Regions from separate parts of the Homo sapiens genome. Here regions 1 and 3 are each linked to region 2. The links are chromatin contacts, found by Hi-C or POLR2A ChIA-PET in ENCODE. All regions are on one chromosome and are shown on one strand. Each heading gives the region's core, a stretch centred on a gene start or an enhancer-like site at or near the end of the contact. The rest is flanking DNA. Distances are from core to core; before and after follow the strand shown.

The links. A loop is a pair of places that touch in the nucleus more often than their neighbours do. ChIA-PET counts read pairs that join two places held with the same protein, here RNA polymerase II (POLR2A). Pooled maps may share reads with other maps.
Region 1: a pooled map shows a loop between it and region 2 (2.4-fold over the local background). The contact joins the promoter of CUEDC1 here to the promoter of MSI2 in region 2. A Hi-C loop is called at or near these places in 4 of 50 pooled maps. POLR2A ChIA-PET finds 5 or more read pairs at or near these places in 3 of 52 experiments (Panc1, activated T-cell and naive thymus-derived CD8-positive, alpha-beta T cell).
Region 3: a pooled map shows a loop between it and region 2 (2.8-fold over the local background). The contact joins the enhancer-like site here to the promoter of MSI2 in region 2. A Hi-C loop is called at or near these places in 1 of 37 single-sample maps with no recorded cell type and 5 of 50 pooled maps. POLR2A ChIA-PET finds 5 or more read pairs at or near these places in 2 of 52 experiments (HCT116 and WTC11).

Annotation. Positions count from the first base shown.
Region 1 is chr17:57,953,884-57,956,702 of GRCh38, forward strand. It overlaps CUEDC1 (CUE domain containing 1), which reads right to left and starts at 1,529. Exons shown (of 11, transcript NM_001271875.2): 1 at 1,342-1,529. RefSeq lists a silencer at 1,384-1,453.
Region 2 is chr17:57,255,273-57,257,972 of GRCh38, forward strand. MSI2 (musashi RNA binding protein 2) reads left to right here and starts at 1,251. Exons shown (of 14, transcript NM_138962.4): 1 at 1,251-1,532; 2 at 1,826-1,866; 3 at 2,194-2,275. The coding sequence starts at 1,471. LOC101927510 (a long non-coding RNA gene) reads right to left here and starts at 1,724. Exons shown (of 3, transcript XR_007065860.1): 1 at 1,670-1,724. RefSeq lists a silencer at 806-1,435.
Region 3 is chr17:57,891,129-57,893,917 of GRCh38, forward strand. All of the region lies in intron 1 of CUEDC1 (CUE domain containing 1), which reads right to left. Among named protein-coding and RNA genes, the nearest start is that of CUEDC1-AS1, 20 kb to the right of the region's middle. RefSeq lists enhancers at 1,440-2,181, 1,842-1,891. Within about 2 kb of position 1,528, at least 35 of the 41 ENCODE cell types and tissues checked have a DNase peak (open chromatin) inside an H3K27ac peak, as active enhancers do; they include HCT116, where a contact is called at or near this core.

The DNA.
Region 1 (2,819 bases), core at 279-2,778, 700 kb after region 2:
TGCACACGCTCCAGCTTCCTGGAGACCCGAGCCAGGTTTCTCCCAGCAGCACCTCTCCATCCCAGAGATGGCACCATATTCAAACTGAGGTACCAGTGGCACTGACCCCCAACAACAGAGAGGACCCAGCTTCACACTTGATCCAGCAGGGGCCCAACCACATGGTGAGATGACTTCCTCCGTGAGAGAATTCCTGGGGTCCCTCACCTCCTTCAGGCACAGCTGGCTATAAAGAAAAGGGGTGAAAGGCCCAGTACATCTCCCTGAGTCCTTTCTCCTGGGCCAGGTGGCTCAGGTGCTGCGGGATCACCCAGGGAAGGCTCATTCCTCTCGCTACAAGACGCTGACTGCGGATCAGGTGGGGAGCACGGTGGATGGTCTTCTTGTATCCTCTATCGCCTCCAGGGCATCTTGTTTCTAAACTCCCAGGGAGTCCCCTCATCTTCTACTCCACTACTCCACCAAAAAAAGGAAAATCTAAACCCTCCCTCCCCTTAAAACACATTCCGTCTCAGGAATTTAATTTCAGTGTACGTTTCTTAGAGCTAAAACTTTTTTTAAGGGGAAAAGAAATGGGCAGGGCAGTGCTGGGTGTAAGGCGACCACGCGACCGAGAAAAGGAAGAGGGAGGAATGAATAAACGCTGACACCAGCCCCCCTTGGAGCTCAGAGCCTGGGGCACAGGAGCCGGCGGGGCGGGCGAGCAGGGGCGGGGACAGCGCATTCCCAACTTTCCCTGGCCGAGCTGACGGGAGATACAGCTCCCAGGGGACCGGGAGGGACCAAAAAAGGCTGAGCCGACCTGTGACATCGGCGGGGGGCAGGAAGCGAAGCTCCCCTCCCCCTGAAAGGCGCTCGGCTCCCAGCAGGCGCCCCCGCCTGCCGTCGCCGCCCAGCCTGCGCCCCCAGGCCCGGGCACTGCGGGGAGGGGCGCCCACACAAAAGGGGGAGCGGCGGGAGAGGGGACTCGGGCGAAGCCGGCTCCGGGAGGCCTCGTCTCCCTTCCCTGCGGCGCTGGCCCGCGCCCCCCGGTCTAATCGCGCGCCCCGCTCCCGGCCCCCCAGATGCCCGCACGCCCCCCGCGCCCGGGGCCCGGGATGAGGTGGGGGCTCGGGAAGGAAGGGCGGGCGGGGACCTGCCGCACGCGGAGCTCCCGGGGAGCCGCGCCGACAGCCCCGGGAATCAAACTCGCGACGGCCCGGCCCTCCCGGCGGCGCCTGGGCAACGGGTCCCGAGAAGGTGGGGCCGCTGGGCCGGGGCCGCGGCCGGGATTGCGCGCGGGGCGCCGGCGAGGACCGCGCCCGGGGCCGGGCGGGAGCCGCGGGAGCGCGGGGGTCTTACCGGGCAGCGCCACGCGCGTCCGCTCCGCGCGGGCCGCAGGGGCCGGGCCGCGGGCCGGGCGGGGGAGGGGCTGCAATCCGCAGCGGTGGCGGCGGGGCCAGGCTCGGCGGCGGCGGCGCGGCTGGGGCGCGGGGAGGCGGAGAAAGTGAGGCGAGGCCGGCTTCCTAGCGGCGGGCGGCGAGAAATGCAGCTGTCCCTGCGCGGCTGCCGGCAGGGCCACAAGTGGGGCCGCGCGGGGAGGAGCGGGGCTGCGGGCGGGGCGGGGCGGGGGCCCGGCTGCGGCGCCCCCGGGCCCTTTCCCTATGGCCGACCCCTTTCCAGAGAGGAGGGAAGCGGACCTGGGGGTCCGGAAACCTACATGGTTGCCGGGGGTGGAGAGGGGAGCACCCAGTGAAGGCTGGAAAAATGCCCTCCGTGTACCTCCCTCCCCGGCCGCAGTGACTCCCTAGCTTGCGGGCAGGAGGGCGTGAGCGGGGTGCCTCGACCTCCCGCGCAGAGCGGGGTGCGGGGCATCCTGCCCCTCCCAGCTGCGGAGAGGGTGGGCGGAGGAGACCTGAGACCTCCGAGACTCCGCGGGGAGCTAAGAGCAGGGCTGCCCGACAGGTTCCAGGTCAGTGCCAGGAACCCAGGGTGAGGACGCACAGCTGGGGCTTGGGACACAGGTGTGGAGGAGGGGCACCTCCCTGGAATTAGGGCCCCGGAAAGGAAACCAAATCAAATGCTGAGGACACAGGAGATGGTGGGAAGGGGGAGCAAATCAAAGCTATCACTCGTCCACACCGACAGATACCACCTGCCATCTCCCATTTTCTCCTCCCCCAACCTCCCCAGCATCCCTGATCACTTCAAGGGCTGCTGAGCCCTGGGAAGATTTTCCACGGAAGAACTTGTTTAATAAATGGGAAACTGACCTTTGCTATACTTTTCCCACGTGCTTTCATTTCAGACTCCAATTTGGGAGTAGGTAGCCTAGGTCAGGTGGTGACCACCAAGCACCCTGCTACCTAGGGGATCTGAGGAGGGTGAAGAAGGCCAGATGCAAACTAAGCTCTGTCCCCAAACAACTTGCAAAGGGTCTGCACCCTCCTCCTGGAAAAGTCTGCCTTACAGACCCATTTGCCCATCTGGGCCCAGAACCCCAGGAATAGCCCCCCTCTCCCCTCCTCTGAGCGCTTGCAATTTGCTAGCCTTGCTGAGACAGATCGACACGCTCAGCCTCAGAGACAGCTGATGGTAAAAACCACAAACCAAAGTGCCCCAGACACCAATGTGTTTCCATCATTTGCATGTCAAGGGCAAGTTTCTTCAGCAAGGTGGGAAACTGGGAGGGGGAGAAACCTCAGAACCACACCCTCCTCGGGGAGGCCCAACGTTAGGTTAGCATGTTGAACGGAACTCCAGGACTGGGTTTCCAAACCCCTCTGAGGATCTCCTCTCTCCTGCTCCTCTCTCCCCACACTTCACTCCCTGGTGCATTC
Region 2 (2,700 bases), core at 1-2,500:
GAAACTTTCATGCGATGCCTTTGGAAGGCTACAGACATTGTCTTTTTGGAGTTTTCAGTGCATGAAGGTATGAAACCGCATTTATTAAGCACCTACTGTATGCCAGAACCCGTGCTGCACAATACTACTGCTGCTAAGGTGGGAGTGATTCTGAAGCCTTCTGCCACCCTAGCTACCTCTGCAGGTCGTGAGGGGTCTTGGGCTATTTCAGTATCATGCACTTTACTATCCTGGCATACAAAGGCTGGGTGAGAAATAAAATATATAACGAACGGATTACACAGGGGTTTCCTGAAATAACCACCCTTCCCATCCATCCCAGAGACACCCCAAAAGTACTTCTCGTTATATACAAACATTTGCTTTGAACCTCAATCATGTGACCTTGACTCCTATAACCTATCTTATTACATTTTTAAAACACTGTATGATTAACGCGGAAACCCTTTCTTCGGCACTTTCTCGCCACTGGAATCGCGTCAGTTTCTCAAAGTTCCAAAATAACCTTTCCCGGGCACGGATTGGTACCTCTACTGGGGAAGGGCGGGGAACCGCGCAAGACGTGCCGGTGTGGAGCCAGAGCCAGAGAGAACTTCCAGCGCAAAAGGAAAATAAAACTTGTGGCTGGTGTTTGTGCAGGAGGGTCTCCGCCATCCTGAAGCCCCCCGATCCTGGGGCGTCTCGGGGGCCGCCAAAGGAGCGCCAGGGTGTGGGTTTGCTCCCGACGTCCTTGACCTAAATTTCTGAGCGGTGGCTGGAAACAGGGCACAGCGGAGGGCGGGCGGCTGGTGCCATTCCCGGATCTCGGCGGCAGGGGCCGGCAAACTTGAATGGAGAGGGCGAACTAGAGAGGGTGGGGGGCGTCTTCTCCCAGGTCCGGGTGAGGAGCCGCAGCAAGCTCCCCGCGCCTCCCCTCCCCCGATCCACCCGCCCCCCGCAGCCCATGTGATCCAGGGAAGTCGGGGTGCGCTCCCCCTCGCCCTGCGCCCTGCCGGCCCGGAGGCGGGGTCCCCTCCGCCCGCGGGGTTCGCGCGCCACCCTTGTGGGTCCGGCCGTGGGGGGCCGAGTGTGCGCGCGCGGGCAGGCGGGGGCCGCACGGGGGTGCGTGACGTCACCGGCATTGGTTACACGACGTTCTAGAACTCCGCCCCACGTGCGCCGGGGAGGAGGGGGAGGAGGAGGAGGAGATGGGGGTGGGGAGGAGGAGGGGGAGAGGTGGGGATGGGCCGGGGGGGCGGGGACGGGGGGGTGTGCGAGGCAGCGGGGCTGAGCTAAGCCGAGCCCACGTGTGACGGCTCTCGCCGCTGCCCCGGCTCCGCCGCTCGCAGAGAGATTCGGAGGAGCCCGGGCGGGGGGGAGGAGGAGGGGGAGGAGGGAGCGGAGATCTCGGGGCTCGGAGCCGGCCGCCGCTCCGCTCCGATCGCTGTGGGGCTTGGTTTTTTGGGGGTGGGGGGGCGGGGGGGCTCAGATATGGAGGCAAATGGGAGCCAAGGCACCTCGGGCAGCGCCAACGACTCCCAGCACGACCCCGGGTAAGTTTCCAGCCGCTGCCCACCGCGCCGCCTTGGGCTCGCTCTCCTTGCAGCGGCGGGGACGGCGGTGCGCGGAGCCGGGCATCTCCCGCGCCCCCCCGCCTCTCCCGCGCGCCCCCCCCGTGGAAGTTACACACCTTTGGATTGCATTTCGCCGTCACCTTCTCCCCCACCCCACCTCCCGGCTCTCGCTCGCTCGCTCCCCCCCGCTTTCCTTTTAGCTTTTGTAAGTTACACGTCAAAATGGCCGATCTGACATCGGTGCTCACTTCTGTTATGTTTTCTCCCTCTAGTAAAATGTTTATCGGTGGACTGAGCTGGCAGACCTCACCAGGTAAGGGAGGGAGGGGGGGACGCCTGGGTCCCCCCCTTCTTGGCTTCTTTATTGCTCTTTGTTATCCCGGTGTAGGAGCCCCCCCCCCCCCGCCATTGGCTCCCCACTTCTCCTGTGCAAGGTTATTTTTTTTAAATAGCAAATCCTTTCTGAGCCCTCTATGCGACCTCTGTTGCCGAATTTCCCCCGCGTGTGCAAAAAATGCAAAAACAAAACAGAATAACAACAGAAAACTACTTTTGGATTTTGTCCTTGATCAAAATTTGCATTGCTTTTTTTTTCCACACCTTCTCTCCCCCCCCCATCTCTCTCTTTCTCTCTCTACAGATAGCCTTAGAGACTATTTTAGCAAATTTGGAGAAATTAGAGAATGTATGGTCATGAGAGATCCCACTACGAAACGCTCCAGGTAAACCATTCCCTTCTGGATTTTGTCTTTATTTTAGAACAAAGTTTAAGTTTTATTTTTGGAGGTGTCTTCGGAAGTAGCTAAGCGGATTAGAATGGGGCTCAGGCGCGTGGCTGATCTCGAACGGCGCTCTATACCACCCCCACCGCCCCCTAGTAACCCCAGAGGTTATTGTTAATTGGAGCTGAACTCTGGATACAGAGATACCCATCTCTCTGCTTTTAAGTCATTTTCCCGTCGCTTCTTTTTCTCTGTTTAAAATGACATTCAGCTTCATTTACTTTCGCATAGTTTTTTTTTTTCTTTTGATCTTAATGTGTGTTTCCCCCACACTCCCAGCTCCCCAAACTCTTAAGATCCCTCTTAGAAAGATGGTGGTAAATCTCTTCTAAGTGCCGGGCTTTCTTCGGAATAAAACAAAGCGT
Region 3 (2,789 bases), core at 278-2,777, 640 kb after region 2:
TCCAACCTCTCATGGGCACTCCCCTCAACTCCACACTCATACAGCCTTCTTGCTGCCTCCACTTGGACATCCAACAGCAGCTCCAACAACATGGATCCATCCGACCTGTGATTCCCTCCGACCCCAACCTGCTTCTCCCCTGCCTTCTCCATCTTTGTTAATGGCAACTCTCCCTGGCTCCAGCCAAAACCTTTGGAGTCATCTTGGAGTGCTCTCATTCTCTTATACTCTATGTCCAATCTATGGCGAAGCCTGTCTTCCCCGTCTTCCAAATGATTTCTGAATCTGGCCACTCCTTACCACCTCCACAGCTACCATACCCTCCCTAGCTCCCTGCCTCCCACGTGTTGGCCTAGAGACCCCTCATCACAGGGGTCATGCCCTTCCTCTGCTCCATGCCTCCCAATGGCTCCCATGTCCCCAGAATACCCAGAGCTTTACCGTGGCCAACCCACATGGTCCTGCCCATGTCACCTCGCTGTCATATGTGCACGCACACATACAGACAGAGCCTAACTCTCTGTGGCCACCTGGATCCTTGCTAGTCCACCAACGAGCCAAGCACACTCCCACCCAGGGGCCTCTGAACTTACTTTTTCCACCAACTGCTACGTTCTGCTCCCACATATCTGCATGGCTCCCTTCCTTCTGGTCCCTACTCAACCATCACCTTGAGGGGGAACAGAGTGGCAAGTCCACCCCCCAACATCCCAGTGTTCCTAACCCTTTAGGCTTCCCTGTCTTCTTCATGAAACAGACCACCTTGAATATTATACATTTGTCACTGATATCTTCTCCACTAGAATGTAAGCTCCATGAAGGCAGGGGCTTTGCTATACTCACTGTGGTATCCCCAGTGCCCGAATCAGTGCCTGGCATGGTCAATAGACATTTATTAGGCGAATGAGTAAAGAAGGGAAGGAAAGATGGAGGAGTGCTGTAACTGTGGATTTCCCTCCCTTTCCTTCCTCCTCCGGCTCACAGCAATGATGGGAGGGGGCCTTTTCAGTTTCCAAAGCCCTCTCTCCCCTACACACTCATTTACTCCTCACAACAAACCTAGAAGATATATAAGGGAATGCGTTATTATCTCACTTCACAGACAAGGGGTCTGAGGCCAAGGCAGCCCAGTGACGTGGACACAAGGCTGATGGCAGGCTGCCCCTTTCCAAGCCAGTGCCAGCACCAGGGGGCAGGAGGCTAACCCCCTCCTAGATCTGACTTGACCTTCCATTCTGCCCCCCAGGAGGACCAGGGCCCAACCCTGAAAGGTGGGAGTTAGAACAGGAAGCCACAGGTCCCAATTGCCAGCACCTTCCTGTGTCCCACCCAGAGGCCACTCTTCTGGAAGGAGGGTAAGACTCCTCAGACCAGCTCTGTCTCTGTGCACCCCAGGCTCCCTCCTCTGAAAATCACCAAGGAGCAGACCCTACGTCCATCTGTGACTGCCGTGATGCCTGCCTGCAGAGGGATTTGCTTCTTGCCTAAGATCTGGCACAGCCCAGTGGCGCTGCCAAGCCAGGCCACTAGGTGGTGTCCCAGAGCTCAGGCCCTGGCAGCTCCCAGGGAAAGGGCCAGAGTGGCTTTTCTCTCAGAACCCAAGAATGTGCCCCACCCCCACCCTTGGCCTGATTAAAAGGGAGAAGAACCACCCAGTTGCCTCAGGGGTCTTAGCACCCAAGACCCGCAGAGTTGTCAAATCATTTAATCCTAGGCAGGAAATCTTTGGCACATGTGCCACCACCTTCTAGCCCTCATCCTTGGCAGACATCACTAATCCACCCAGGTATTACTGTCCTACAGAACACACACAACCTCAGAACCCTTTGCAACACCGCCTCTGTGCAAGCCACGACCAAGTGATTAGAACTGGCATGCAAGACAAGCCACTTGCCAGCGCTCTCATTTCCCGTATGAGGACACGCAGGCCAGGCTCACTCTGTCTCATTGGGAATCCAGGCTGCAAAAGCCAGTGGGGCCAGAATGAGGTCATATGACCCTGGGAGGCTTGTGTAACCATGGTTGAGTCCTGCGGAAACCTCAAGTGTGTAATGGCAGAGGCTGCTGGGCTGGGGCAGCTGCATTCTCGGCCAATTGTCACCTCAGAGCGGGTGGGGTGCAGGGAAATCTGCCTGAGCTTCTTGGCTTCAGAGCTGAAGAGGCCCCAAAAGGGGGTGAAAGGAAGGGAAGAGGAGAGCAAGAGACAGAGGCTCTCAGGGTATGTGTGTGTGTGTGTGTGTGTGTGTTTCAGGCAGCCCTGACAGAGACGCCTTGTCCTCCTGCCCCTGCAAAGGCTTGTTTTCTTCCCAAGCTATTAATGTCGCTGCAGCTTCAAAAGCCGGGTGACCTTTAAACGCTGAGCCTCCTGCTCCTGCCCAAGGCTCGGAAAAGGCTTAATGGAAACTCGACCCAAATGGCCACAGCTGCCGGGGCTGCAACAAAGCCAGCCTCATTCCCGAGGCCCCCAGAGCTGCTGGGCAGCCACACCTGTGCCCACCCCCAGGCAGCCAGGAAGGGCAAAGAGGACCCTCGGGCACAGCCATTGGAGAAAAGAGGCCACTGGACCTTAGGGGAGGAGGAGGAGGAGCAGGGGAGAGACAGACAATGCTGTCATGCGCTGCTGTGTGACCTTGGGTACTTCTCTGGACCACTCATCTCTTCTACATCTGTAAAACACGAGAATTTGGCAGGGCACAGTGGCTCACGCCTGTAATCCCAGCACTTTGGGAGGCCAAGGCAGGTGGATCACGAGATCAGGAGTTCAAGACCAGCCTGGCCAAAATGGTGAA